Regions from separate parts of the Mus musculus genome. Here all the other regions are linked to region 3. Evidence: chromatin loops called from intact Hi-C (ENCODE). Cell type or tissue: heart. All regions are shown on one strand. Each heading gives the region's core, and the rest is flanking DNA. Links, peaks and the distances in the headings are about the cores only.

Evidence for each region. A loop is a pair of places that touch in the nucleus more often than their neighbours do. Peaks named below come from ENCODE experiments on the same cell type or tissue, not always from the same donor. Only the 100,000 strongest peaks of a DNase experiment are listed, where the experiment ranks them.
Region 1: it touches region 3 in a loop (2.1-fold over the local background); 2 of 42 quality-filtered maps call a loop at or near these places.
Region 2: it touches region 3 in a loop (7-fold over the local background); 40 of 42 quality-filtered maps call a loop at or near these places.

What each region holds. Positions count from the first base shown.
Region 1 is chr5:53,426,156-53,433,637 of GRCm38, reverse strand. No RefSeq gene overlaps it. Among named protein-coding and RNA genes, the nearest start is that of Gm40304, 120 kb to the left of the region's middle. In heart, for the core only: a CTCF peak has its summit at 3,831 (motif pointing right); a DNase peak (open chromatin) is centred at 3,757.
Region 2 is chr5:53,589,291-53,596,772 of GRCm38, reverse strand. Rbpj (recombination signal binding protein for immunoglobulin kappa J region) reads right to left here and starts at 6,287. Exons shown (of 11, transcript NM_001080927.2): 1 at 6,049-6,287. The coding sequence starts at 6,068. In heart, for the core only: CTCF peaks have their summits at 2,222 (motif pointing right), 3,319 and 4,832; DNase peaks (open chromatin) are centred at 2,392, 5,102 and 5,562; H3K4me3 peaks cover 1,463 bases; H3K27ac peaks cover 1,084 bases.
Region 3 is chr5:53,351,775-53,359,256 of GRCm38, reverse strand. No RefSeq gene overlaps it. Among named protein-coding and RNA genes, the nearest start is that of Gm40303, 88 kb to the right of the region's middle. In heart, for the core only: no CTCF peak of the experiment used is centred there; a DNase peak (open chromatin) is centred at 4,016.

The DNA.
Region 1 (7,482 bases), core at 930-5,929, 74 kb before region 3:
GTGAGGAGGCCAATGGAGAATGAAATTCCTGGGGTTGTGGTAGTCAACTTCCTATTGTTGTGATAAGATATCTAAGAAGATCACTTGAAGGAAGGAATGTCTTAATTTGGCTCATGGTTTCAAAGTTATCAGCCAATTGTCATATGGCCCATAGTGAGACCATACATCATGGAAAAAGAAGCACTTGAAAAAAAGGAAAGGAAAGCCAATCATTACACGGTGGCCCAGTAGCCGTGGGCCCAACTCCACCATAGCTTCTTCAAGGGAGTATTTCTGGTGACCTAGTTTCTTCCACTCAGACCTGCCTCCTGACATCTCTACCTCCTCACAACATTACTGCCACATGGGGGCCAAGCCTGCGACACAGGAGCCTTTGGGGGAACATTTAAGATGGAGAAAATGACCATGCCTTATGGGAGTATGAGGAATTTCTGTGCTTGTGGCATGGGGATACAGAAGGTAAAAAAATGGGATAAACTGCTTGCACAGAGAATGCTCCTAGAGCTTGGGGTACAGTGCTGGTGTGTGACAACCTGAAAGTGTGAAGCTAGACCAATTGTTTTCTCAATGACAACAGTGAAAGCAAATGGTTGTATCTAACCAAGTGTTATTGTGGCCCCTGGAAAGAAACCATCTCAATGGGAGGGATCCAAAGAGAATCACTGTTTTCCTTTAGATTTTGAGTATTTCCCCAAGGTCAAGGGCTAAAGAGTTGGCCATCAGCCTATACTACTAGGAAGTGACAGAAGGCTCAGGAGACGAAGCCTAGTGGCGTGAAATTTCCCCCACTGAGGGTGTGCTTGTGAAGGGGATCTTAGGACTCCATTCTCACCACCCCCCTCTCTTTCCTGGTCACCATAAAGCCAGCTGCTTTTTTCCAACCATGACATTCTGTCTCACCAGAGGCTAAAAGTTACTGATCCAAGCAACCATGAGCTGAAACCACAAGCCAAATAAGTCTTTTCTCCGGGTAGGAGGATTAGCTTAGGTATTTAGTTACGATGATGGAAAGCTGACAAACACAATCACCCTCCATCTGAGCTCTGGATGTCATCGCTCATGCTTCTATGCAAAGCCAAACCTATCTCCTGCCATGATGGATGAGATATTGGCTGAGAGCTGCTTAGGGGACAAACTGACTTAACGGACCATTTTGCTTAATGAAGGAGCCATCTGGGCAGATGATGCTCAGTGAAGAGAAAGGAGGAAAAATGTAAACTCCTCAATGAAAACAAAGGAAGCCATTGAGATGAGCCTGGAAGAAAAGACCAAGGAGGCCGAGAGACTTTGAAGAAAAGGACTGCCGTTGACTCTGACGCTTTTTGTAAGAAGCCAGTATGCTGTTTCTGTCCCCTGTGTGAAGTCAGCTATGAGGCTTCTTGAATGGGCCCCTTGGGAAGAGAAGGGTGGGGAAGGGGCAACACCTTAGGATGCTGGGACAGAGGAGGGAGCTGAGATGCATATTACAATGAGACTGGGACCCAAGAGGACAGGAGCTATACCTGGCCTTTCCAAGGGACTCTGACATATTGGAAGGAATGCTGGATTTACTGGACACATACATAGATGGCTATTTAAGTTTTCTGAGTCCTATTTGACCTTATTCTTAAGCAGTTGACTACAACAACCTGAACAACTTGCTGTCCAGAGATGCTCAGTCCATTCCTCTCCACTCTCAGTTTCCTTAGCGCTGGACCTTTCACCCCAACTCCGTTCCTGCAGACCTCTGCCTGCCTTCATCTAGGTTTCTCCATTTAACATCAAGTTGACCTTTTCCTTGGCTCGAACCTTGGCTTTATTTCCTGGCTCTCATTCTGTCTCCCCTCACAACTCCTGGGTTCAGAAATAGGCTGCAGGGTAAGACTTTCCCCTAGGTCAGTTTCCTTACTCCACCCTCACTCCTCATTCACTCTTCCCCACGCCCGTCTGCCAAAAACTGGAAGAAATGGGCATTTCTGTAGAGAGGTGTGTAGTTCATGGGTAAGTGTAGAATCAGAGTAAGCATGTGTCCTAGCCAGTTCAGAGCAGACACAGGAAGTTCAAGACAGCCTCATCTACATTGCAATTCCCCAAGCCAATGATAGCTATATAATGAGACAGTCTCTCTCTCTCTCTCTCTCTCTCTCTCTCTCTCTCTCTCTCTCTCTCTCTCCCTCTCTCTCTCTCTCTCTCTCTAACACACACACGCACACACACACACACACACACACACACACACACCAGACACATATGTATTATGGAACATCTAATGGCTTATAGGATTATTAGGAAGGTTGAGTTTAATAGAGACAACTATTAAGCTATTAAAGTTATAGTGTAATCCAGAGTCGCTGGGATGCAGGTAAACCTTTCCTAATGATGAAGCTGCTTGACAAATTTGTAAGTTCCTGCTAGAGTTGTTGTCTCTAGAAATACCACTTTAATATTACACTTTTGATCACAGCACTCAGGAGGCAGGGACAGCCTGATCTCTGTAAGTTCAAGGCCAGCCTGGTCTACAGAGAGAGAGCTTGTCTCAAACAACAACAAGAAGATAGGATAAGGGCTGAAGAGTTGGCTCAATGGTGAAGAGAACTAGTTGCATTTCCAAAGGACCTGGGTTTGATTCCCAGCAAGCACATGGTGGCTCACAACTATTTGTAGTTCTAGTCCCAGGGGACCCTTTTCTGGCTTCTAAAGGTAGCAGGAATCCACATGGTGCATAGACATACAAGTAGGTAAAGCAGTCACACACACACACACACAAATAAATGAACACAATTGAAGAGGAGGAGGAGAGGAGGAGAGAAATAGGACATAACAGACACTTATGGGGTCAAGAATGTGTCACGCTCAGGAAGCCCACCACTTACTTGCCAGCTCTTGTGCCACAACAACCCACACTTGTAAGATAGAAGGCTCGATTCCTGCCCTGTGCCTCCCAAAAAATCAAAGAATGAAATCTTTGAAATCTCGGCTCATGATAATTCCAGGACAGTCGGATTTGCTTCCAAAACTAGCAGAAAAGACAAGCAGCATTCATCCACCTAAAATCTTTCACCAGTGATCTACTGAGTAAAATCCAAATGATAGCCATGACTTTAGTTGCAAGGGAGCCTAGAAAATATTATTTCACTTTTTGACCTGTGCCACACAAGCACACACACAAGGAAGCTGGAAGAGATGGGTTTTGATCAATATGTTTACCACAGAGTTAGGTTAACGCTCTCTAGTGGCTCTTTTGACTCCTTTTCTCCCAGTAGATTTTTGTCCATTTCTTTGAAGTAACTGAGGATAGCCCTCGGTGGCTCAGGGGAAGATGACTCATAATCAGACTATTATTTATCAGAGGTTGCTTTGTGGTTTCCTCCCAGCTTGTTGACACACAGTCATTTAGCAATGGCTGAGATAGATACATAGCATGCCGTGGTCGTAAGCTATTGCATAGGTAACTTTGCAGACAACACTAGTAATAGCATGAGGGCATCCTTGCAGGTCACTTTTCCGGAGCACAACCGTAAGAAGGCAGGCTAAAGCTCTTTGGATTTGTAGAAAGAAGAACAAGTGTGCTTGGTTTTTAGCAGCCGAAATGATCATCTCTCTGCAGCTCCAAACAGCATACACTCTACCCTCTTGGTTGCTTGGTTTTCTCCTCTTCCAAGCGTTTTGTCAGTTAGATCCAGCTGGTCCCAGTCACCAGGACACTCTTCTCGAGATAGTCCAATCCTATGAAGACAGAAAATGTTGGCAGCCTCGCTAGAAGAGAGTCCATTTCTGGCCTGCTTTTGCCAGAGTTTTGATAAACATCCAAGCTTAGGATGTTATTCAGTTGTACTTCAGAGTCTCTGGAGATTTTCTCTTTGCAGTGAGTAAGCCAATAGCCTGCAGGGGGAAAAAAAATCACACATTTTCTGACCCATCCTTGGAAAAATGTGTGCCTCTTCTCTGCCAGGCTTACTGATTTGCTTGCACTCCAAAGACAAGGCCAACTGGTTCAAACTGGAAAGACTGAATAATCTAACAATAAAAATTAGTTCAATCACTCTGATATTGAATTAATTTAAGTGTCATTTATTATTATTTGTGTTTAAGGAGGGTATGTGGATTAAGCTTCAAAAATAAAAACATAAATTTGTCATGAAAGCGAAGGGATGGATTGTAGACACAGAGAATTTATATTTAGAAGGAAACTTCCTGGTACTAACATTCCTAATAGGTTATCTTTGGTTATCTTGGGTAAGTGGGTGTTACTGAAAATATGCCTTAATTTCTCATGCACTGCTAGAAAAATTCTTGGCAAAAAGCAAGGATGCATTTGTTTTGACGAAGGCAAGAACATTCATTAAGAAAACATCATGACATTGAAATATCCTTTTATCAGGATTTGGTGTTGATTCAAATTGTGGAATTTGTTCTGTGAGCTTGTGCCTGATGTGCAACCTTTTTGAGATGATTTCCTCACTGGTGTGGAATTCAGCTTTCATCTCACCAACTGCTTCTTGAAAACAATTGAATTTCATGGCGATGAAGCATATTCTGTTAATTCTTATCCCATCTTGTCAGTGGAATTGGATCCTTGAATATGTTAGGGAGCTTGAAGGTGCCTGCATTAACCCTCACACAATCGCCCTAGCTGCCAAACTAATTACTATATGGTTTGCACTTTGCTTTTTGGTTGGTTTGGCAGGTTCGGGTATTTGTTTTGGTTTGCTGTTATCATTTTTAGCTCTGGGGTCATACCTAGGGCCCTGTGCATGCTAGACAAGTGTTCTACTATTGAATTGTATCCCCAACCCTTCTGTTTTAGTTTTTGATCAACACATTTGCTAACTACCATTGAGGAATGGTGTCTTCTATTGGGCACCTTAGCTCATGTCATATCTAGTCCAGTGTGGTCACCACCTTTGATGTATCAAACTATTAGGTGGCTTTGAAACTTCAATGGAGGAGAGTCTGCTTTACTCTCTGCATTAGTTAGGATAATTTTGGGGTGCTAGTGAGTACCAAATATGGCTCAAAAGGATCACATTTATTACCTGGCAAATGAGAGAGAAGAAATAAGAAAACAGGATTGAACCAAGATGCAAGAAACATACTCAAACTAACAGTCACTCTTAGGGCTTGAGTCTGAAATGTCCTATACAGACTCTTAATCTCTATTTGAACTCTTATTCCTGAGGTCTTGGTGTTGTTTTGGAAGGCTATGAATCCTTTGGGATATGGGATTTCGATAGCAGAGGTAGTTCACGAGGGGCAGGCCTTTGAAGAATATAGCTACTTTTGACTTGAGCCTGCTCTGCCTGTTTCCTGGCCCATGTCTTACGACCAAGCCTCCACTGTGTACTCCCATTGCCACATAGTGCCACATAGTCCCCATAAAGCATGAACCAGAGTAAACCTTTCCTTCTCTAAGCTGCTCTGTCAGCTCTTGTGTCGCAGGAATGATGACAGTAACAAATGGGTCACAAACATGAATCCTCTTTCTCTTCCACCCATGCAAGGTGAGAGACAGAGTTTTTGTAATAATGGTACTAATAAAATATGATAGCCGGGCATGGTGGCACACACTTTTAATCCCAGCACTCGGGAGGCAGAGGCAGGTGGATTTCTGAGTTCAAGGCCAGCCTGCTCTACAAAGTGAGTTCCAGGACAGCCAGGGCTACACAGAGAAACCCTGTCTCGAAAAAAGTAACACTGCTACCTTCCAGGCTCCCTCCAGCTCCTATTCTGCCCTTTCCTAAAGCAACAGGAAATGGCCCCTATAGACTAAGATGGTGACTAGGGATCCAGCCTTTGCCTTTATGCTTCTAGCACTAGAAAGAAGAAAGGATACAGACAACAGCTTTGAACTGTCTCGTCCAAGGCTCCTAGAAGTTGCCCCATGATATTTTTTGCTTGTATTTCACCAGCCAGAGCTTAGTCACATGGACCACCGAACTTCAAAGAGATGTCTTCACTCTAGATGGCCAGGTGCCCAGCTATAAAAGGGCTCAGATAAATGGCAGCTGGGGAGAATAGCTTGGGGGGAGGAACAGTGTCTGCCAAAGCACCTTCCAGAAGGGTGAGCTCCAGGGCTTCCCCCTGTTTTCCTCTGCTTCTCTTGGCTGCCTCTGCTCAGTGTCCTTGCTCTAATTTGGTAACTTTGTGAGCAAACCCAGAACAGGCCACAGTGATAGGATCCAGAAAGGGGAGGCGGCTTCTGGATAGAAGGCTTCCGGGAGAAGATTGGTAGCCATTCTCTATGCTTACCTTGACCCTGTGGGCCTCAAAGGATGTGAGGCCACTTTGTAACCAGTAAGTCTCCCTTCAGGCTGGGATGGGGGCAGCTGTCTAGGGTAAGCTTCCTTATCTGTTTGGAAGAGGAATAACTGTTCAAATTGGGGCAAGATAGAAAGAAAGGGCAGACAGGTGCTGGACAGAGGACCCTCTCATCTTCATGGACGGGAGATGGGAATAAAATCTGCTGCTTGTGACACATGGGCAAACAGAATTGTAGGATGACCCTTGATGGTTTGCAGGTCTTTGCTGCTGCTATTTGCCATGCCCCTAACCACTTAAGATACAGACACGAATCCTTAAGGGTGGGTCAACTCCAGGATGTAGCAAATGTCACCTGAGTCCAGTCCTCCCATCTGTCAGTATGAGTTCTTTCCCCAGGTTGCTTGTATGTAAGGACATCTATTGAAGTCACACCACAGGGGTTGTGAGATAGATGACAGGGGTTGAGTCAAAGTTCAAGGTGGATCCACCCTATGCATGACAAGGCAGTAGTAGTAACCTAACCTAGAAGGGTGTAATGAAAACTCAGTATCTACCACTGAGTATATGTTTTCATCAGATCAACATATCCTCAGTATGTGACCTTTGGTAATAAATGATGCATATGAATTTGAGAAGTGGCATATAACCTATGATAACAAACAACCCATAAAAGTCAGATGTTTGGAACATCTAGTTGATGCTTGATACATGATAAGCATTTGTACTTTCGAGTTTTCTCCATTATGAAAGTCAAATTCATTTCAGGCTACTCCCACACCCTGTGCCCCATGCTGAAACTCATGAGATAACTCTCTCCCTCTCTGTGTCTTTCTCTGTGTATCTTTCTGTCTGAAGAATGGCTCCATTAGTAAGGGAAAAGTTGTCCTCTCTCTGCATTCAGGGAGGAGAAGGGCTAAAGGAACCACAAATGTGAGTAGCTGAGTTCACCCCCATAATGCTTAGCAGTGTGGAAATCCAGGAGTCTAGGGTAAATTGATTCGTTGCTTGCAGCAGTTATTGAACGGAACATCATTTTAGCGAGGAGAGAAACTTATTTTGAAGTGTAGCTTCAGTATAAGGAGGTTGTAAGAACTTGTGTTTTATTATTGATCTCACAAGGACTGCAAGCAAGTAAGAAAAGGAACAGTGGAACAATGGGTTGTTTTCTTTTTATTAGACACTTAATTTAGGACTCTGCAAAAAAGGCATGGTCGTTTCCTGGGTTGTTTAAACTCTGCTGAA
Region 2 (7,482 bases), core at 930-5,929, 240 kb before region 3:
TTAAGGGTTGCGGACCTAAGTACTAAACGCACTAACACACTACTCCATTCTTAAAACATGACCCACAACCACAGGATGCAACAGAAAGTATATCGTGAGCTTTGTGCATGGAGGGATGGATATCAAGGAAACTAAGTAAAATAGCTCTATATTTTACTATTTACAAATCACTCACATCTTGTTTTATTAGACCTTTAATTTATAATTTCACCGGTAAAACAGTTACAATGTGCCTGGCAGGTAAATACAATGAAAGCATAATTCCCTATTTTACAACTAATGATGAGGAAATTACCAGTGAGCAATCTTTCCTAAAGATGAATTTCCCTATAGATCATTAATTTGAGTCTGTGGTATGGACAAAAAACAAAACAAACAAACAAACAAAAAAAACCAAAGCAGTACACAGTGCCCTAAGGTTTCATGTACATTTTTATGTATCCAAGAATTGAAACACTTAAAAATGGAACTAGCTGGGCTTGGTGGTAACACATCTATAATGCCAGCAGATCATGACGTTAAGCCATCTTGGGCTACAGACAAAGTTGTGCCTTCCTACATGTAACTATGTGACGAGGTCAAAGGACAACTTCCGGTGTCATTCTTCAGACTTTTTTAAAGACAGGGTGGGGGTCTGTCTGCCTGTCTCTCCCTCTCCCTCTCCCTCTCCCTCTCCCTCTCCCTCTCCCTCTCCCTCTCCCTCTCCCTCTCCCTCTGGCCTGAAACCTCTCACCAAGGTGACTAGGATGATTGGCGAATAGAGCTCCAAGGATCTACTGTCTCAACCTCCCCACTAAAATCTAAGCTATCTCTCAGGCCGAAAGTCTTGTCTTTGAGTCTTTGAGTAAATAAGTAAATAACCTCTCAAGAGCTACTTGATAACCAAGCACACTGAACCACAATGTGAAATGTGCACTTGTCATTACTGGATAAACGATGCATAGCAGTATTTCCTATCGTCTTAACACACATCTTTATGAACCTCACTATGTTTTCTAATACTATGTGACAGCCTGAGGCTGACGACATCAACTCCTTTGGGGACACCAGCAGCAGTTTCCTGACAGAATCATAAACTAGAGATACATGAGCATTTTTTTCCTTCAAAAAAATTTATTTGTTTATTTATTTATTTATTGTGAGTACACTGTAGCTGTCTTCAGACACACCAGAAGAGGACATCTGATCCCATTACAGATAGATAGCTATGAGCCACCATGTGGTTGCTGGGAATTGAACTCAGGACCTCTGGAAGAGCAGTCAGTTCTCTTAACCACTGAGCCATCTCTCCAGTCCCAAGAGTATCTTATTACAAGAGTAATTTTATACACTAAATTCAGACTATATAGCCAAGTTAATTCATGTTTTAAAGAAATGTAAACCTGTTTAAAATTTTTTTCTGACTCCTTATCAAGTGCTGGGCACACCTGTGAATATAATATATAAATGATTAAAAGGAAATGGTTTGAGTATACTAATTACACTACAATTTAATTGCATACTTCCTAGAGAATTATACCGGGGGCTGAAAAGATGGCTCATTGGGATGCTGACTGCTCTTCCTAGAGGATCCAGGTTCAAATCCTAGCACACACATGGCAGCTCACAACTGTGTGTACTCCCATGTAGATCTGACATCCACACAGACATATATGCAAGCAAAACCCTGATACACATAGAACAAAAGTAAAATTTTAAAAAGCACCAAAATAAATAAAATACAAAACTTAAAATAAAAGCGAATGACACATACCAACAGCATGGAACTTAGCCTGACATATCTGGTTAAACTATTCCTTGATCTCGGCCTCAAAGAATAACCTGTATTTTTTTCCCAAACTCAGGGAGGCATTAAACTGCTGGGCCTATTTTGGTTGGAACTCAAAGTTCTTAAATATGAGTATTAAGATGAAAGAAGGACAATTTAGTTGAAGAAGGAACCATGAAATAGCTATGAAGAACCTGCTACGATAGCAAAAAATATTTTTCTAAAGCATTAAGCATGTGTGTTGAATCTACTAAACACTTGCCCATGATTTCATTTAACTGTCACAACCCTTTAACGTGGGAATAATTATCTTCCAACTGTTGGGAGAGAAAAGGATAGGCCAGCCTGATAATATTACAAAGATTTAAGTGGAAAGAAAAATAGAATTGGAACCCAGCACAGAGCAAATAGAACTTTAAAGCCCTCTAGCCTGCTGCCTCTCCTAGTGAAGACTGTAGGGGGAGCCATTGAAAGCTTTTTGAACTAGAGTGATTGATTCACTGCTCAGAAACACTGCAGTTGCCATGGAGAAGCTACGGAATCTAGAGGTGAATCTAGAAGGGAAAAGGGTCCTGTGGTAAACTAGGTGAGAAGCGACGTCAGCATGCACTGTGTCATTACAGATTAAAAGGGTTCCTTAGAAGGTAAAACTACCAGTTCTTAGTAATTAGAAAAACAGTAAAGGCTCAACTATGAGCACACATGTAATCCCAGCACTGAGAGGCGTAGGCAGGTGATCTTAAGTACCAGGGTGGCCCGGGCTGCATGGTGCAACCTGTCTCAAAGGTTCAGAAGGAAAGAGCTAGTGAGAGAGGAAGCCCAAAACTTTGACTGGGGAACTAGATGACACCAGACTATCAACTACCAAAATAAAGGAACAATGGGTTTCATCAGGAAGTATCTACAGCATGTCAAGTGCAAAAAAACTTCCCCTAAAACCAAGAGCCAAGTCTAAAATCATGTCTAGTGATCAGAAAATATTCTTCAAAATACCAAAAATATAAGACAGATATAAAACTTTTCAGGCTAAGAGTGCAAAAAATTACTTTGTACTATCCTTTTAAAAGTATTGCTACAATAAAATTTTAAAATTAAAATATAAAAAATTAAGTATTACTACATACAGAAATCAATAAAGGGCATTCCATAATTTTACAATGTTTTAGTCTGATATACCTTCCATCTCTTTGTTTCTGCTTGACACTCTCCCTCTAAATTTATATCTTTTATACAAACTTCAATAACACATAGTTGTTTTTTTTTTCTTTCATTTCACTGTCACTCCTTTAACTTGCCAAGAACTTAGTTCATAACCTCCTACTTGACTTCCTATAAAATGACCTACATCAGCTCATTCCAGTAACAGTTCCTAGACCTTAAGCACACTGTTCATCCAAGGGGGCTCTACCTAGGGCAGGGTGCACCTCTACAGATGTGGCAAGTTATTCCATTCCCATTCTGCACAGTTAGGAAGCTGGCAGAGGAAACAACATATCTTGGAAATAATCACAAAGCCAAATGCCAAAAATAACAATTTTTAGTCAATCCATGAGAAAATACTGCCCCTAGCTGAAATAACATGAATCTAGTATTAGGAGGAAGCAAAATGCAAAATAGTGCTTGCTTTCAAGCCAAGTCTTATTTCAAAAACTAAGTAAACCTCAGAATTAAAACAGGTAAGACCTTTAGAACATAACCATTTCCTTCTAACGCTGGACCCATCCATAATACCAACGATTATCTAAGGAATCACAGCTGGCCATAGCAGCTTTTTACTTGTATATTTTACCCACTTAAGAGATCATACAAGTCTGTGAGTATACATCAAGAAGTAACTTTTACCTAAACTTAACTGTTTAAAACTGAGTGCCTAGACGTATGTAATAGAACGATTCCCCACAAACATGTCGGGGTAATAAGTTTAAAGATGAAATAATACTCAGAAAGGTACCCAGCCACCGTTCATTATATTTCCAAATGCCCACTGTCTAAGTTAAGGCACCATTTTTATTTCACTCCTAGCCTTTGGGCTGAAAGTATAAAAGTCTCACATGCTTAGAAACAACCCCCTCAAGTTGTGAAGCTAACTTTATGATGTCTTTGTGATCGTTCTCAAATGCATAAATCAGAACAAACTACATTGCATTACTATACAGAATTTGCACTGTGCTCACGATCAGAACCAGTGTGCCCAATTTTAGCCTCGAGTTATGCACTAAGTATGAAACAAATGCAAATTCTCACAATTTCATGTATGTTCATAAAGTGTGCCTTATACTGCAAGTATTCCGCCTATAAATTCTAATAACCACGTTTTTAAAAAGCTTTCCAAAGTGCCAACATTCCTTAGACCTCATCTTCTATGTCCTCAACAACTCTTTGTGTACAACTTTATATAGAGAAGAAGCTGCATATGACTTTAAGGGTAATGTATCTTCTAAAAGTAGTGATCAACTAGTGGAAGAATATTTCTGAACAATACATTCAGTATTTACAACCCTAAATTATTTCAACCCTGATGCAGTAATTCAGGCCATTAGTATACAATATCCTACACCACACCCCCAGACTTCACCCAAGCTTTTAACATTACCATAACAATAAGAGCTGAAAACAACTTAATGCTCAAGTAACATAAGGAAGTACCTTTTAAGATAACCAAACTGAAAGCTACCAGTCTTTAGACTGCCCGTAATTAATGTATCCCACAAAGATCCTCAAAGCAGTATTCATCAAACCAAAACTACACTCTGCTCTTTGGCACCTGATTCCCAACGTCGGAATAGGAGTTGCCACACATCCACAGAAGTAAAAATCACAAACTACACACTCAAACTGCAAATTCAAACAACCATAAATGGTAAACTCATTTAAATTATGAAGAAGCAAGCCATTGATCAAATTCCCAAGCCAGATGTCTCCGAAAAGTCATTAAAACTGTAGATACAAATTCCAGGGGAAAAAAAAAAAGATAAACTTCATCAGCCCAACATTCACAAGTTTACAACATCAAAATTCACTCACCTCCTATTCACATCAAACGCACATCCACTGCGAATATCTGAAACTATTCTCCATCACCAACAGGGGGTGGGGTGGGGGGGTGGGAAGTACCTTTGAGCCTACTTCTAACAGTCTTAAAATATACCCTTCCATTAGCCCTCAGGTAACCCAGGTGCAAGGCTACTGCGGATGCCCTTGGCCTGGGGCCGTCAGAAGCCAATGATGGGGACGGCAATAACCATCAAGAAATCGAGATCCTTTTCCAGCGCTACTCTTACCAAGCAAAACAATCACGGGCCCAGAAAGATGGCAAAGAAAAGTGGGGTCGTTTTAATCCCAAGAGAGGGGCGCATAGGGGTGGGTAGGGGTGTGATCCCGAGAGAAATGGGTGCGAAGGAAGAAAGGAGGGGCGCGGAAGGAGCAAACTTAAGTATCTCAAGCATCTCCCAGACTCAAACAACAAAAGCAAACCCTAGAGTCTGTGCGCACTTAGAAGCACCAGATGGAGTCCCCGGGGTTGAGACAGTTCAACAGACAGACACAGTGGGCAGCGGATAAATCAGGCAGTGACGCGAGGGGAAGGGGATGCTAAGAGAATGAGACACTACATAGGGGAGACAAAGCCTTGGGGGGGGGGGGTGAGGACCAAAGAGAAAAAGGTGAGAGGGGATACACACGAGAAAGACAATGGAAGAAAGAGAACGGCAGTAATCTGGTGCCAGGGCTATGGCAGGTCACCCAGCTACTGAAGAGAGGGATACAACAAAGGGGCACGGGAGGAGGGACAGCGGGCGGAGTGGAGGTGCAGACGGGATGCGGGGCGCGCAGCGGCTCCCACAGAGAGCCTAAGGCGGCGAAACAAAGGGCTGGGGGCAGAATCGCGGGGGGCAGCGCACACAGACAAAGCGCTCCGGCGCCCAGGGCAGCGGCTGGGAGGACAGGCGACGCGGGCCACGCACGGGGAACAAAGCTGCGCCGGGATCCCCGCCAGGCCCGCCGAGGGGGGCGCGCGCCGGGCACGGTGCCTACGGCCCCGCGCGCCGGCCGCACTCCGCCCGCAGCCGCCGGCCTCGCCACCGCCCGCCCTCACGCGCCCGGAGCCCGCTCCACCGCGGCGCACGGGCGAGCCCCGCACCGGCCCGCGCCATCGCGTCGCCGCCCCGCGCCGCCTCCCGAGGCCCCGGCGCGCCGCGCGGCCCCGGCCCGCCGCCTGCCGCCGGCGGTCAGACGCCCGCAACTTTCCCGGTTCCCAGCACTCGCTGCCCCCTCAGACTTACCCTGTCACAACAGGCGCCATCTTCCACAAACTCTCGCCAAAACTCCAACCCTCGCGAGATTCCCCCCGCCGCCTTTCCCTGCTCCTCTCCCCCGCCCCTTCCCTCGGCCTCGCCGATCGCTGCCACCCGGCCCCCGCGCCGTCTTTCCCCGCTTCGCCGCCGCCGCCGCCGGGAGCCAGCCGCCTCGCGCCGCCCGCGGACTAAGGGATCTGCTCACTGCCTTTCCCTAGAAACCTACCCCGCCGATGGAGCATGCGCAGGCCGCTCCTCCGCGGACAAGCCCTCCGAGTAGTCCATGGGGAGCGCTCCGGTTATCCGGGTTTTGGGACGCGCCCTCGGGGACGTACGTGGAGACTGAGGAAAACCGGAGGGCATTACTACGGGGACCGGGACTGGAGGGGTCAGGAGGCGGGGCCCCGGGGCCGGGAGGAGGGGTCCTGGGAAAATGCGAGCGTCTCACAGGCCTAGAGGAGACGCCTCCTCGAGTGGGTGTTTTCCAAGTGGCTTCCCGCTCGCCGCGGGTTCCCAGCCTTTTTCATTCATTCCGACGTTCACTGGACACCTCCCTTATGCTAATCTCAGTATCAGGTGCCGGAGCGGCGGAGATCGGGACAGAGCCCCGGTCCCCGGTGACCTGCCAGCGACTGTCTCCATTCATTTGCTCCCGCACGACCCGCACACGCGGCGAGACAGGCGTGATCGCCGCGTGAGCTGACCCTTCCCAAGAGCTCTGCAGGGGAAAAGCATTAGGGGATAAGCTCTGTGCCTTTCGCCGCTTCTCCCCGATGCGAGCTGGGGTCATCCCGAGGTCAGCCTCGCGCAAAGGTGTCCCCCCTAACCCCCCGATGTTCACTTTGCACCCACACGTCAGAGCCCCGAATGGTTGTCCCCAGAGCCACCACTACAAGCCCGGGCACTTGGGAGCGAGCTACCCGCCCAGCTCCGACTGCCTGGGGAACTCATGGCAGCAGCCAGCTTGCAGGATGTAGGTGTGGGTGCAGACGTGTAGGTAACTGCCTAGAAACAGCTCCTCCGGCGGTGGCCCGATGCTGTCGCCCGATGCTTGTCTTGCCTGGGACACCTCTCGGCAGGTGGTGGCCCGAGACCTGTCCCTCCGGTCCCCTACCTGCTGATCCTCCCTGCTCCCCCCCCCCCCCCTTCCCGGCCCTTTGCTTTCCAAGAGATTTCCCAGCTCCTGCATTGCCTGCCTCCCGCAGGGAGCCACAAAAAACCCGGAGAACTGGATCAGCCCGCCCGAGACCCGCTCCGGAGCGCCGCAGGATTGGCGCGGCGCGCTCGCGCCACTGCGCATGTGCGCAATGCGGGCAGCCGGAGTCTCACGCTACACCTCCTCCCGAGCGCCTTCCACCGCTCGGCTCAGACACAACACGGGCCGTGGGAAATTTCCTAAGCCTCGCGAGAACGCGCTCTCCT
Region 3 (7,482 bases), core at 1,044-6,043:
CACCTTACACAAACACCACAAGCATACACCATACACACACACATACCACACAAACACCACAGACACACACATATCACATACCAGACACACACACATTACACACCACATACCATAGGCACACATCACACACTCACACACACATCACACCACATGTACACACCACACAACACCACATACTCATCATCACACACATACATACACCACAGGTACACACCAAACATAACACACCACTACACACACACACACACAACTCAACCACATGTACACACCACACAATATCACACATACTACACACCCCATACCACAGACACATACACCACACACAAACACCAGACACACCCACCAAACATACACACATCACACACACACAAACCGCAGTAAGAACCTCGTTAGTCTCTGAATACCAGGGATGCAAATGCCCTACAGATATCATGGTTCATTGTTTAACAAATGAGAACACTCAAGCCAAAGCAATCCAATCATTTGTACAAACTGACAATGCTTTAGGCTTTCTTTAATTTCTAACTGTATCTCTCCCCATCAATAATCGTGCTCCGTTTAATTTAGCCCAGGGCCCCACAGAGTCTTTACATACATACAGGTGAGTGAGTGTTCCCCTCAGAGAGAGAAGATTATATTTATCTATCTCTTAATACAAGGCAGGACTTGAGGGACCCCAAATGGAACAGGACATCATTTCAGGGAGATGTCCACACTCAACTTGGTAGGTTTTGGAAAGGCTTCCGAACACAAGCTGCTACTGCTGTGACCCCAGGCAAGGGCAGGTGACAGAGCAGGGGCAGGGGTGGGGGTGGGGGAGAGGCGGGGACACATGAGGCAGGGCTGGTGGTGGTGAGACAGGAGGTCACCTGTGACAGAGGAATGGATGGGGTTTCCCCTGAAGGTGCAGAGAGGGACGTGAGGCTGTAGGCTAGAGCCTTGTGTGGTGCAGCAGGAAGACACCCCGTCTTCAAGCCCTGCCATTTTAAAGGAACAAGGCTGCTGACATTTTGGGAAATGAGCAAACAGGACTAAGAGCTGGGGCCCACCAGAGCAGCAAGAGACAAAGGAAAGCTGAGAGTTAGCTCTTAGCTACAAGTGGAGGAAGAGGAATCCAGTTTCGAAAGCACGACAGGTTTTTCTCTTCCGGTCCTCATCTTCCAGTCCTCATCTTCCAGTCCTCATCTTCCAGTCCTCATCTTCCAGTCCTCATCTTCCAGTCCTCATCTTCCAGTCCTCATCTTCCAGTACTCATCTTCCAGTCCTCATCAGATTCCAGAAGTGAGAAAAATACAGATTCCTAAGCCAGTTGCAACCCGGCTCTACCCTTTTCTTTTTCTTTGAGATTTCCAGGTACACAGACATGGCAAACTTTGTGACTTCCTTGGTGACTGTCCCTTCCTGCCCCTGACCTCTGTGTCCTCTCCCAATGGCTTTGCCCTCCTGCAGTTTGCAAAGAACACAGGTGAAAAGAGGAGGAAGAATTGGAAAAAAATCCCATCTCCCATCCCCTGGGGGTTGTGGGGGGTGCTCTCTGATTAACCCGAATTTCAGATTTCTCTATTGTGTGTGCGTGTGTTGTGATTAGGTGGGTATGGAGGTCGGAGGACAGCTTGCAAGAGTCAGTTCTCTCCCTCCAATTTCTGTGGGTCCTGAGGATCAAACTCAGATTTTCAGGCTTGCTATGGGCTATCAGGGATGAGTCAACTTGCCAGCCCCCACATGATCCTCCTTAGAAATGCAGGCAGGGGTGAACATTGTCCAAGGCTCTCCCTTGGAATTCTCCCTGCAACCAATTTGAGAGCCTGTGCACAGGGGATGGGTTGGCCTCTCCCTTGCCCCCACCCCCACCCCGTGGCTCTCCAGTCATTCTTCCCTAAAGGCAGATGGGTATCTAGAAGTCTTTCACAAACGGCTCCAGGGGAACCCAGGAAGCTGTCAGCACAGACCTGGAGCCGAAGGGGTCAGCCTGGAAGTAATCCACTGGCGTGTGGCTTCTCCCCGAAAATAGATCCTAGGCCCACCACAGGCTTGCTGTTGTAAGACAAGGCAACCTTTGAACCAATTTAAGAGGTAGATTTTTCAGCCGGCAAAGCCAGTGCACATACACAGAAGAGTTTTAGAGCCCAGTGGAGGCTGAGTCACCAAGAGAGGACGGCTGGCTCATGAGACATCTCCCCGACTTGAAGGCTTCCAGGCCAAGAAGAGATTTGTAACCCGTGCAACACAGAAATAGCAGCCATGCCCCCACTAGCTCTCCCATCTCAGGAAGGCCTTTCTCATCTCACACCAGTGAGACCTGTCCTCACCACTCATCCTCTCCCTCTGCGGCCTACACATTCTCCGACCCAGTCTTTCCACTTCAGAATGATGGAGTGTCTCCTTCTAAGGGACTTTGGCCTCTCACAGGGAGGAAGAAACGTGCCCAGTAGGCCCTAAGGAAATGCTCACGGGGTGGACCAACAGACTCCTCGTTCTTCCTTCAACTAAGCACATGTTCAAGATCCCCTCACAGGACTGCTTCATGCTCATCTAGAGCTCAGTGCTCTATTCCATCTTCCTCTGTAGCCAAATTACCCTACCCAACACACACACACACACACACACACACACACACACACACCTCACACACACCTCACACAAACACCATACACATACACACACATACACACACCATACAAACACCACAGGCACACACACACACACACCTTACACTAAAATTAATAATAATAATAATAAAGTATTGTTTATGCCCAGAAAGAATTAACAAATCAACTCATAATAAAGTAAGACAATTATAATAATATAACCTAATAAACATTTTGTGAGTGTGGGCTCTCTCTCAAAATGTCTACCGTCTCTCTACTTAGAAGAAGCCCTGCGTGGCTTCTCCTTGGCACAGCCCAACCCACTACAATCCGCTCTTGTTCTCTGAGGATGAGGTCAAGGAAAGTGAGAGTTGCGAGGACCTTGGCACTATGACAATGCGCCTATCAATCTGAAAATGGAGTCAGCTGTCTATACGAAATGTTCCTCCCACTCCAAAGGGAAGAAGATAATTGATTCTTATATGATTCAAATACGAGTGACCATGGACTGGGAACACAGGTTCCCCTTGTCCCAGAATAATGCATCCCAAGGTGGAGACAGTTTGGAGAACTTTATAGCTAAGGACAGGATTAGGGACTCAGGCACTGTCTGGTAGCATTCTTGGTTTGGAGGTGGGTGAAGGTTAAGCTCTGGTTCCTGTATTCCAGCAGGATTTACCTGATCACAGGAAGGATGTTACTAAAGATAGGAATGATAAGAGGCTATTAAGCAGACCAAAGATAACCAAAGAGGAGCCTGGATCGACAGCATTCCAACTCTTCGTAATCGTTACATTTTAATCAGTTCATCAGCCCAGTGGACTCTTTAACATAGGTGTGGCTCTTTTCTTCTTCTTCTTCTTCTTCTTCTTCTTCTTCTTCTTCTTCTTCTTCTTCTTCTTCTTCTTCTTCTTCTTCTTCTTCTCCTTCTCCTCCTCCTCCTCCTCCTCTTCCTCCTCCTCCTCCTCCTCCTCCTCCTCCTCCTCCTTCTCCTCCTCCTTCTCCTCGGAACTCAGTTCACGCCCATCCTGAAATCAAATAACCCACTGCATGGTGGCTTCCAGAGGAGAAGGACCCTTTGTTGGGGGGGGGGGGCGGGGGAGGTTCTCAAACAACCAAGGTTTAACCACCTGCTCAGCATTTAACTGCTCAGAAGAGGCCAGATTAACCAAGCAAAAGACTCCCATGGATCCTTTGTGCCTCTATCAACCCAGCCAACTTCCCTGGAGCTTTGGGGACCATAGGGACAGTAATAAACTGAATTCCTGCAGTCCTCCGGAGGGATACACTCTGGCCGGTGAGAAAGGATGCTAGCAGGTCGAGTGAGAGGTGCTGAGGCCACAGACAGGACTTCCCCAGCTCCACCCTCCTCTTCTGGGACCCTCCCTCCTAGAGAAGTCATGGTCCTGTTTGCATGTGGCGTTGCTGCCCCCTCCTGGGAGATGCTGGCAGCTGCTCCTCATTCCCGAGCCGCCCAGCCTGTTCCAAAGCCTCTGTCTGCACTCACCATGGGGGTAAACTTTTTCATTGAGATCATTCCCATTAAAATCACCCAGGTCAGCCAGGCTGGTGGCTGTGGAGCAGGCCTGTAAGCCCAGCCTAGACAGGAGGATTTGGAGGTCGAGGATGGTCTTAACAACTTAGTGAGACTCTATCTCCTGAGAGTAAAAGCAAAGAGCAGAGACAGGATATTGCACTTGCTGACTTGATCAATATTAGTGGGGTGCCGGAGATGGGGGGGGGGAGGAGTGGAATCTATTAAACTTGTCTTCCTTCTTTTGGTTCATATTCCTTGGGTCTTCATTTAATCTGTCTTTTTGTCCCCAACCGGCAGCTCCCATCAAGAGTGGAGTTTGGCACACAGGGTGCCTCTGTGGCCTCAGGAAGGCAGGGACTGATGCTCCAGAGCCTATCAGCTCTGGCCACTTGGTGCCGTGGCACCCCTTGCCTGAGAGCAAAAAGTTCCTTGAACCTTGAACATTATGGGGGGAAGGGGGGGGGGGAGCGGTGCACACTTGCAGATCATCTGGGCCCTAAGGTACACCTGCTTCCAGACAGTGCTCTTGCCTAGCATGAATAAGCTTTGGCTTATAAAGTAGGCTGAGATAGCTGGGGCTAGCTCAGTTGGTAAACTCCACCTAGCCCTGGGCTCATCTCCAGCATGGCCTAAGACCCAGTGTACCAACATATGCTTGTAATCGCTCAGGAGCTAGAGGTGGGAGGGTCAGAAGTTCAAGGTCATCTTCTGCTGCACAGTGAGTTTGAGGCCACCTGAGGTACCGGAAATCCTGACTCTAAAATTAATAATAATAAAGTATTGTTATGCCCAGAAAGAATTAACAAATCAACTCATAATAAGTAAGACAATTATAATAATATAACCTAATAAACATTTTGTGAGTGTGGGCTCTCTCTCAAAATGTCTACCGTCTCTCTACTTAGAAGAAGCCCTGCGTGGCTTCTCCTTGGCACAGCCCAACCCACTACAATCCGCTCTTGTTCTCTGAGGATGAGGTCAAGGAAAGTGAGAGTTGCGGGGACCTTGGCACTATGACAATGCGCCTATCAATCTGAAAATGGAGTCAGCTAACAGGAGGGGCAGACCCTGCCTCCAGGCCAATTCATGCCCGAGAGGTGGTTCAGATGCTGTGAGATTCTAAATGTACTACCCAGAACTACTCGAACGGCAAGCAACTTAAAACTTATAATGGAAGCCGGGCGTGGTGGCGCATGCCTTTAATTCTAGCACTCGGGAGGCAGAGGCAGGTGGATTTCTGAGTTCAAGGCCAGCCTGGTCTACAAAGTGAATTCCAGGACAGCCAGGGCTATACAGAAAAACCAAAAGCCAAAAATCAAAAAACAAAAAACAAAAAAACAAAACAAACAAACAAAAAAAAACCCAACCAAACCCCCCCAAAAAAACAACAAAAAAAAAAAAACGAACAAACAAAAAACAAAGAAACAAAAAAATTTATAATGGTTTATTTCTGAAAATATCCCTTCACGCTTTTGGACCACTATTGGCTGTGTCCAGCTTGCTACGCTGTTGTGAGCCATTTCCACCACTCAGCCCATTTTGGGCTTCTCTAGCAGACATCAGACTATTGCTTAAACTCTGGTCCTTAGAACCCATGTAAGTAGAAGTATAATGGCACTTAAACTCTCTCTCTCTCTCTCACACACACACACACACACACACACACACACACACACACACACACACACACACGGGGGGGGGGGGGGGGGGAGGGGGGGGAGGGAGACGGAGATGGAGACACAGAGATAGAGAACAAAGTAACCAATCAGTCCTAGAGAAACAGAAAAGTAAAAAAGAAGTCAAGTTTGCTCAACCTGTGTAGACACCAAAGCCAAGTGGGGCCCCAGGTCCTGCTGCCAGGCCTGCCCTGCTCTACTGCTCCCTGTCAGGATCTGGCCTCTCTTTACTATGCTTAGCCCTTGCTCTTTAAGTAGTTTTCCAGCCTACAGACTACTCCTTTTCTTCAGTTGTCGGAGAAGCGACCTCCACTGGTGTTTCCTTTTAAGACCTTCTCCTTTGATTGTTTGGGGTATCTGTTTGTGTGATTTGTGTGAGGGCGGTTGTTTTGGCTTGGCATGGGGATGCTTTGTTCTTTTAGAGACAGATCTCAGGTATTCTGGGCTGGTCTCCAACTTGCTAAGTGGCTGAGTGACCTTGCGGTCTGATGATCCTGTCTCCACCTCCTCCTGTGCAGGGATTACAACTGCTGTGTCACCATACCCTCCTTACTTCTTACTCTCCCTGTCAGCAGGTACTTTACCCAAGCAGTCTATATCCCCAGCCTGCTCTTATTCTTAAAATTCGACTGACAGTCTCCTCGAGGATCAGCACTGCTCTCTGATGTTCTAAAGATAAAACCAATGGGCCCTTTAGTTCACCTTCTGGCCAGGTGATCTCTCAGTCAGGACCAGAGGCAGCTGCACTGTCACACAAACCCTAATTAATGGTGGCTTAAAGTGAAACAGTTAAATTCTCTTCTCAGAGTTTAGAGTTAGCCTTGACAGACTAGGGTCTGGGTCTTTCCTTCTGTTGTGTGGCATTTTCTTTTGAATGGAAACTTTCCATCTTGGGGTGTGTGGGGACGGTGCTCTGAGGACTCCAAAAGTTCTAATGGGAGGCCCACTAAGATTCAGGAGGTGGCACATGCCTTTAATCCCTGCACTTAGGAAGCAGAGGCAGGTGGATTTCTGAGTTCAAGGCCAGCCTGGTCTACAGAGTGAGTTCCAGGACAGCCAGGGCTACACAGAGAAACCCTGTCTGGAAAAACCAAAACCAAAACCAAACCAAAAACAAAAAAGGGAGTTAAATGACTTAGAAGTCTCTGGAAATCTCTGAAACTTACCAGATTCATAAGACCCCTCAGGCCCCAAGGCTGTAGATACAATAAGGGCTGAGGAGGAGACTAGTCGCTCCCACCTGCTCATCTGCCAGCTAGTCATACAGAGAGCTTCAGGGTTCCAGCTTTGGTAGTCGTCGTCCATGTTAGAGTGAGGTTTTGATAGAGCAGTGGCCTCTGAGTTGGTCATGATCCTGTAAGTATCCCCTCACCCATACCCAGTAAACAACCCCGATAATCTCGTTGGCTCACAAAGTTGGACTTTGCTGTAATCATTACCTTGGTCCATTGTCATTTCTGTATCTGGGACGAGAGGACATTTAGCCACATCTCTCCAGAGAAAGTGTTCGAACAGCACAGTTTTAGCATCCCGAACTTTGCCTCTTATCTCTAAGGTCATCTCGCAGCTGTAAGATGGCCGCTGTGGGGTAGATTCCACAGTGACATTGCTCTCAGCAGAAAGGAAGGAGCAAGAGCAAAGAAAAGGTACTTCATAGTCTAGTCTGGGCTTGGTTGCTTTC